Regions from separate parts of the Mus musculus genome. Here regions 1 and 2 are each linked to region 3. A link is a loop called in an ENCODE intact Hi-C map of the cell type or tissue named here. Cell type or tissue: heart. All regions are shown on one strand.

Region 1 (2,500 bases), 120 kb before region 3:
AGAGATAGGGAAGAGGGGACTATAATTCAGCTTTTACAGGCTCAGGTGCCAGGAAGGGAATAGGGAGGAGGGAGTGACAACAGGCTCCTATCACGAGGCCATTTGGCCTGTCAGGGAGATTGTGAAGGGCTCGCTTTCTCACGGGATGGTCTCTGACAACACCTCACTCTCTTACTCACTCTAACCCTAACTCTTTTACTCTCTTCTCTCTCTGTCCCTTCTCTCCCCAATCCCCTCCCTGCTCTTTTTCATGGGTTCATGGCTGGCCTCTACTCCTCTCCCCTCTCCCCTCTCCCCTCTCCCCTCTCCCCTCTCCCCTCTCCCCTCTCTCCTCTCCCCTCTCCCCTCTCCTCACTCCTCTCTCCCCTCTCCTCTCATCTCCCCTCTCCCCTCTTCCCTCTCCTCTCCTCTCATCTCCCTTCTCCTCCCATCTCCCTTCTCCTCCCCTCTCCCCTCTCCTTTCATCTCCTCTCTCCTATCTTCTCTCCTCTCTGTTCTCTCCTCTGTCCTCTCTCCTTTTGCTTCTCCTCTGAGAAACCTACTCTGATTACAGCCCCCCTCTTTGGTGGTTTAGATAAATAGGGCTCAGATCCTGGCAGAAAAGTGTAGAGAGCAAGGGCTGTGTGTGGACAAGTAAGGACAAAGAAACTCAGGGAGATCCAACTGTCCATCCCACGGTCTCCTTTCTATGTGCAGTTCTTCCTGGGACACCAGCTTTGCTTACTGGCAGTCTCCCTGCTTGCTTCCTTGCTTGCCTGGTTGGCTATGGTACCTGCTGGAGATCTGGTACAGAATCAAGCCTCACCCAAACTCAGACAAGAATGAGTTAATTTACCCAAAATATGAACTTTGTGGGCTTTTCCTGTATAATCCTTTAGCTGACAATAGCTGGGGCCTTAGCTAGAAAATGCTCTGGATTTGTCTAAGCCAATCTCTTTTTAATAAAAAAGGCTCTAATTTACTTAAAGCAAAACTTAAGTCGTGCTGCAAAACCTCTAAACCCAAGACCAACACCAGGATAGTTTTCCCAGGGGTAGAAGCCATCACATGAGTTAGCATTCTCCCAGAGGAATCCAAAGGGGAAGAACAGCTTGGCACCTTTGTGACCTTATTTACACAAGAATTTGAGGAGTTTCCACTTGGTTCCAACAAACTAGCCATTTCCAGGAATCGAAACTGAAACCTACCTGACTACAGCCCCCCTCTTTGATGGTTTAGATAAATAGGGCTCAGATCCAGACAGAAAAGAGTAGAGAGCAAGGGCTGTGTGTGGACAAGTAAGGACAAAGAAACTCAGGGAGATCCAACTGTCCATCCCACGGTCTCCTCCTTTCTATGTGCAGTTCTTCCTGGGACACCAGAACTCCACACCTCATGTCCTCTCTTCATAAACATCCTGAATCTGAATTCCAGTTTTAGATAAAGACGTTCCCTAAGAGGAAAGCCATCACAGAAGTGTTATTGCCACCAGATCAAGGTCACCACTGCTGAGGTAAGTGAAGGGTGTCTAGCTTCAGCTTGTTTGATAATCCAAGATGTGTGATAGCATGAGGAGTGCTGTCCTGACACCAGGAAAGGAGAGCTCAGGTTTGTACTCAGGGAGGATCCTGGGCACAGGAGTATCTTTCAATGGCCATTTTTTGGACCACAGAACATCCCAAAGCAGAGGAGACAACCCCTACCTTCCACCTGTGTTTTGTGGACCATGCTTGTCTTCTGGAGCAGTCAAGCTTGGAGAAAGATGCCAGGTTGGGATACTCAGATGCCCTTGGAGTTTGTGCTGTAGGCTCTTCATTTGTCCCATGGAGATAAAGTCCCAGATCAGAAACAGCCACAGACAAGCTCTGGCAGATCATGTTAGGGCCTCTAGTTTTCAAAAGATTCCTCTGCCCTCTGTCACCTGTTACATAGAAGGGCCTTTTTGTAGTTCTTTCTGTTTCTCTCTTGCAGTGTGCAAAACAATTTGCTTCATGCATTCTGGACTTTCACTATAGTATGAATTCAGCAGTTTCTTTTTCTTTTTTTTTTTTTCATGACCCCAAAATATTTATTTTTAATTGGTTGGCACTGTAAGACTGTAGGAAACTACCAAGCCAGAATTTGGTGTCTAAAAACTATTTACAAACCTTAGCAACCATATTTCATATTTTTACCAAGTTAACAGAAAAACCTTGAATTGATATTTCACTTAGACATCATAAAGTATTCCCTAATTACATTGAATGATATTGACAAAAGTGGATGGAATAGATAGAAAATAAATGACTATATCACACAGTACATTAAAATTTGAAACATATCAAATGTTTTAAAAGGTTCAGTTGATTTGAAAAGAAAATGTAATCATTTCTCTAAGCCAAAGGAAACCAGAAGTAAATATCATTAAAATGGGTATATTTAAAATCTTCTTACAAATCTTACACAAAAAAACCACTTCTAATCTAGTGATAAAACCACCTACACACACCTGTCTCTAGCCACTTGTGAGCATGTGTGCACG
Region 2 (2,500 bases), 660 kb before region 3:
TTCTAGGGTTTGTCCTTGGTGGCATACTTCAGCTTGCTGCTCTTTTACATGATTGACAAGGTTCTCTTTCATGAATAGATTAAATCTGCATCCATGCAGTTACTGATGGTCATTTGGCTTATCCCCACAGTTTGCCAGCTATGAGTAAGGATGCCTTGAACCATTGATAGCTTTGGTATGTGAATATTGACTTCTGTATTTTCAAGGAAATGTGGGTAAGATATGTTAATGAAGCTAATAATGTTTAGTACATACCTGAAAAACCTGGATACACAGGCATTTTGTATAAATGATACGGACTTACATAGAATCTGAAAATGACAAAAGAAAAGAAATCTGCTATTCAAATTCTTCACACTAGTGCCCACCATGGAAGGTGTTTGTGTAACCTGCTATTGCAATTATTTTGCCAGAAATTTTGATGAGTCAAAATGAGTAGAACCTATAGGAGCTAAGCTTGTTGTTAGATCCTGACCAGGGGAGATTTATATTTCTCCTTTGTCTTCCAGGATTCTACAAGCCCCTGCCTCCAGTCTGAGAGGATGACACACAATAAGGGGGTTGGGTGAGTGAAAGAACTATGTGTGTTTTCTAGGGGGTTGCCTCTGCTCAGCTCCGGGATAATTTCATCTGAAGCATTTGGGGATCAGTGTTTCCAGGTATCTGAGTTCCTTTATAAGATAAAATGATAGGTTTTCCTGCTTATTAAAAACATTGTCAGTACAAGAACTGCACATGATTAAACCAGACAACAGTCCAGCCCAGAGAGGGAGAGCCTTGTGTGCTCCCACCCCTAGCAGAAAGGCGGCGATCACTGACAGCTGCTGAGGAAGGAGAGTCAGTCTTCTTTAGTTTCCTTTTCTGCTCAAAGATTTCTGCTTGATTTTCTGTTTTATTATGGATTTAGGGCTCAAATCCAGAGCTTGCTTTGCGCATAGTCCGCAAATCCTCTGCCCCTGAACTGCAACCCAGCCCTTCCGTTTGACTTTTGAATTATTTCTGGCTCTCTAAGTTGTTGTTGTTGGTGGTGGTTAGGTTTCTGCATTATATCTGTACTGTCTGTATTTGTTGACTCATTTCTTTTAAACATTTATTTAAAATTCTCCATCCAAGTGTTTGCTCCATCGATTCCTTTATGGGGAGGAGAAGTTGAGTTTCCATGAACGCTCTTTGTGTGCATTGCTGGGCAACATCATTTATGAACTGAAGATCTAGGTGGTTATTCCAGCCTTTCAGATCTGACTTTGTGATTGTTCTTGCAGACATTGAAAGCAGGATTTTTGCATTCTCTGAGTCTGGAGCCACCTTTGCCTATTCAGCACTAGATGGCAGGCTAAGCCCAGGTTAGCCAAATGCACAGTACTGGTGTGTGTCAGTGTTTCAGAGGCAGAGGGTGACACAAGGCCAGAGAGATCTACAAACTTCAGCTGCTGTGTTGTTCAGCAAGTGTGAGCAGAGTCCCAAGAAGGTTGCTTTCATGCTACAATCCTCTCCGTATCCCAGTAAGTGCCTCATTTGTAACCAGTGGGTCTGTGATGAGAAGCAAGTAATTCCACTGGCTCTAGGTAGACTAACCAGAGCAAGACAAGGCTCTGGTCATATGCGACACCGATGGCCACAAACACCACAACTGAAGCACAGCCTACACTGAATCTGGTCCCTTGAGACCATTGGAGGTCGAGATAAGTCCAGTGCACACACTGGCGTGAGCTGCTGTCCTGAGTTCCAAGGTAAAGGCTTGTGATTACAGCACGATTCTGCTCTAGAAACTGAAACCTCGGACTCTGAGGAGTTGGGTACTGTGATGAATCAATGCTTTTGCCACCTAGTCTGACCCTACCTGGGATGTACAAATAAGAAAATTTCTTGAATTTGTTCCATGTTATTTCCATAGTATAAAATAAACTAGTAATGTCATTAGCAAAAAGTGGGAAATTCCAAAATAAAAGGATGGATTCTATAATCACATTTATGAGTAATGTATTCCAATAGTAAACATCAATTAATTTACAGTAACCTAATACTAAATAATTTTCTGCTCTTGTTTGCTCTCCTACCTGGAGTCTGTGCCTCTCCCTAGCACCTTCCACAGAGCCCCCTTCACATCCTTGTTCCTCAACGTATAGATCAGAGGGTTGAGCATGGGGGTGATTACAGTATAAAAAAGGGCAACAAACTTCCCCTCACTATCAGAATACCTGTGGACAGGTTGGAGGTACGTGGAGATGGCTGAGCCATAAAACATGGCAACCACAATGAGATGAGATGCACATGTCCCAAAAGCCTTTCTGCGACCAGCCATTGACCTGATGTTCAGCACTGCCCTGGCAATGTGAGCATAGGAGCCTAGAATTAGCAGTAAAGGACACACTAAGATTATGACCCGGGCCACAAACAAATTGACCTCTGTTCCTCCTGTGTCCTCACAGGCCATCTTCAGGAGAACAGGTAGCTCACAGAAGAAGTGATTCAGTTGGTGTCCACAGAGAGGCATGGTCAT
Region 3 (2,500 bases):
TGTGAAATAATAAATCAACTTAAAATATTTTTTGGATTGGAATTGGAGAATAAAGTGGAGAAGAAGAGGGAAGAGAGAAACAAGGAAGGAATACTGGGAGAGACAATCAAAACCAAGGGTCATTTGAGGGGTAGTATGGAAACCTAGTCCAGTAGATGCTTCCTAAAATACACACACACACACACACACACACACACACACACACACACATGAAGGTGATCTAAATGAAATAGCCATATAATGGGGGAGGCAGAACCCTAACTAGATCTCTCACGTCACCAAATGAAGCCTCCAGTACCAGGAACAGATTCTCTTTCAGGGCTGGAGAGATGGCTCAGTGGTTAAGAGCACTGACTGCTCCTCCAGAGGTCCTGAGTTCAAATCCCAGCAACCACATGGTGGCTCACAACCATCTGTAATGGGGTCCCAGGCCCTCTTTTGGTCTGAAGACAGCTACAGTGTACTAATACATAAAATAAATAAATCTTTTTTAAAAGGGAATAGATTGTTTTCAATCAAAGAGTGACCATTTTTGAGTGACCAGATTGTATTTGGTCACCATAATTAGTTCAGAAGTCCTGACTTGATAAGAGAAAATGACAAAGCCATGGTAAAACTTGTGCTGGTTACAATACCTGAAAGAAACAACTTAAGGAAGAAAGAATTATTTTTGACTCATGGTTTGAAAAGGCTAGAGTTGGTTCAGTCCTTGGCCACTTGGCTCGTGCTTTTAGGGAGAGCTTCGTGGATTTGGGGGCATGTGGTTTAGGAGACTGTTCAGCTCATGGCTGACAAGAGACAGAGAGAGGTAGAGACACAGAGACAGAAAGAGACAGAGAACAGCTTAAGATGGTGTACCTTCACTTCAGGACGGAGGCTTATAAAACCCAAGAACCTAAGGAAACTTCAAGAACCTTGAGCTCAAAGGCTCAGACTCACAACTCCCTTCCCCACGCTTAGACAAGCAGTAAACCCTTGCTGGGAGAGAGGAGCCATCCTTCTGGAGTGCCTGCTGCAACCAGTGCAGGAGCTTCCAAGGATGCTGTGTTCCTGAGTCCTGGTGAGGTTGGGGTGGGCTTATCAGTGAGGTCACTGCCCTCAATCACCCAAGCTTCTACAAAGAACCCCAAACTGTTTATTGGTTGACTAAGGCAGACTTGGAGGAAATGTCTTTGCTCTATCTGGGGTGAAGAGATGACTCTCCAGAAAAGACACACGACTGAAGCCTTCTCTATCACCATCTCTATCTACGCAGCTCTAGTAGTGCGAGAGGAAATGGAAAAGGGAACCAGGGTGACACCTAGCGGCTGCTTAGGAAAGAGTTTTTTTTCCACATGTATTCTTTTGTCAAATTTTTTGAGACTTCCATACATGAGTCTCCATTCACACCATTTCCTTACCTGCCTTTCTCCCTCCAATCTCTCCCACATCCTCCACTTCTGCTCAAATTCCTCTTCTTCTTTAATTTGTATTGTTACACACACACACCCTCAAAACCCTGTGAGTCCATTTAGTGCTCCTTGTAGGAGTAAGTGTTTAGGGTTGATCATTTTCACTTGAGACTACATAATAACCCATAATCCATCAGGAGTCTCATCCCTAGAGAAGATTAATGCTCCTTGAGAGAGAAATGTTTTTAATCTGAAATATGTGAGCCAGGGCAGAGTGAGTCCAATATTAGAAAACCAAAATATTACATGAGAAAATATCCCACTTTCTATGCCTTCAGAGAAAGGAGAGGCAATTAGTCTGCATATGCAAAATAATCTGTGAAGATGTGCACACTCATGCACACGCATGCACACACATGCACACACACGTGATTTTTAAAAGAAGATAAAGAAAGACTGCTTCACCTCAATCGAATTATGCCATGAAGTACTGAGAGAAACCACCTCCTCCGAGTGAGGTCAGAGTGCTGAGATACCTCATATATTTTGCAGCAAAGACTTCCCATGTCCAGGATCCAATAGCAGGCCACAGCCTGGAGAGGGCAGCTGCAGAAAGGATAAAATCCTTGCCGAGCCCCAACTGTCAGCTACTTGGTTTCCTTGTACGAGTCAAAGTGCAATTCCAGATACTGAAGAACTGAGGTGTGTCTCTGTGACAGCTGGAGGAGATAAGTCGCCTCTGTGGGTGCTTTGTGAGAGGAGGAGGAGGAGAGGAGCCGTATGAAGCCCTATCTCTGTCCCTGTGGGAGCAGGAGACCAGGAAAGCCCTTTCAGTCAGAGTCCTCTGTGCTGCAGCCGACAAGCCTTTCCTGTGTGAGTTGGAGTCACAGATAGGAACAAGGCCCATGAGAAGCCAAGTGCTGCGCTTGAAGCTAAGACACCTACACTACCCCTGACAGAAATACTGGGGCTCTTTTTTTCAGTCACAAAGAAAGTAGCAGATGATTTCATTATCCTAGCACAGTAGTGAGTACAAGACTCTGTAGGCTCGGTGACCTCAAGTGTGTGTGTGTGTGTGTGTGTGTGTGTGTGTGTGTGTAGATTTATGA

Evidence for each region. A loop is a pair of places that touch in the nucleus more often than their neighbours do. Peaks named below come from ENCODE experiments on the same cell type or tissue, not always from the same donor. Only the 100,000 strongest peaks of a DNase experiment are listed, where the experiment ranks them.
Region 1: it touches region 3 in a loop (12-fold over the local background); 5 of 42 quality-filtered maps call a loop at or near these places.
Region 2: a loop joins it to region 3, with 8 times the contacts of the local background. A loop is called at or near these places in 2 of 42 quality-filtered maps.

What each region holds. Positions count from the first base shown.
Region 1 is chr11:48,990,996-48,993,495 of GRCm38, reverse strand. It overlaps Tgtp1 (T cell specific GTPase 1), which reads left to right and starts at 1,250. Exons shown (of 2, transcript NM_011579.3): 1 at 1,250-1,492. It overlaps Gm42074 (a long non-coding RNA gene), which reads right to left. Exons shown (of 4, transcript XR_879821.2): 3 at 1,683-1,900. In heart, no CTCF peak of the experiment used is centred here; a DNase peak (open chromatin) is centred at 1,135.
Region 2 is chr11:49,535,676-49,538,175 of GRCm38, reverse strand. It overlaps Olfr1382 (olfactory receptor 1382), which reads right to left. Exons shown (of 1, transcript NM_001011790.1): 1 at 2,054-2,500. The coding sequence ends at 2,054. Among named protein-coding and RNA genes, the nearest start is that of Olfr1382, 1.7 kb to the right of the region's middle. In heart, a CTCF peak has its summit at 1,304 (motif pointing right); no DNase peak of the experiment used is centred here.
Region 3 is chr11:48,873,434-48,875,933 of GRCm38, reverse strand. No RefSeq gene overlaps it. Among named protein-coding and RNA genes, the nearest start is that of Irgm1, 3.3 kb to the right of the region's middle. In heart, a CTCF peak has its summit at 1,310 (motif pointing left); no DNase peak of the experiment used is centred here; H3K27ac peaks cover 581 bases.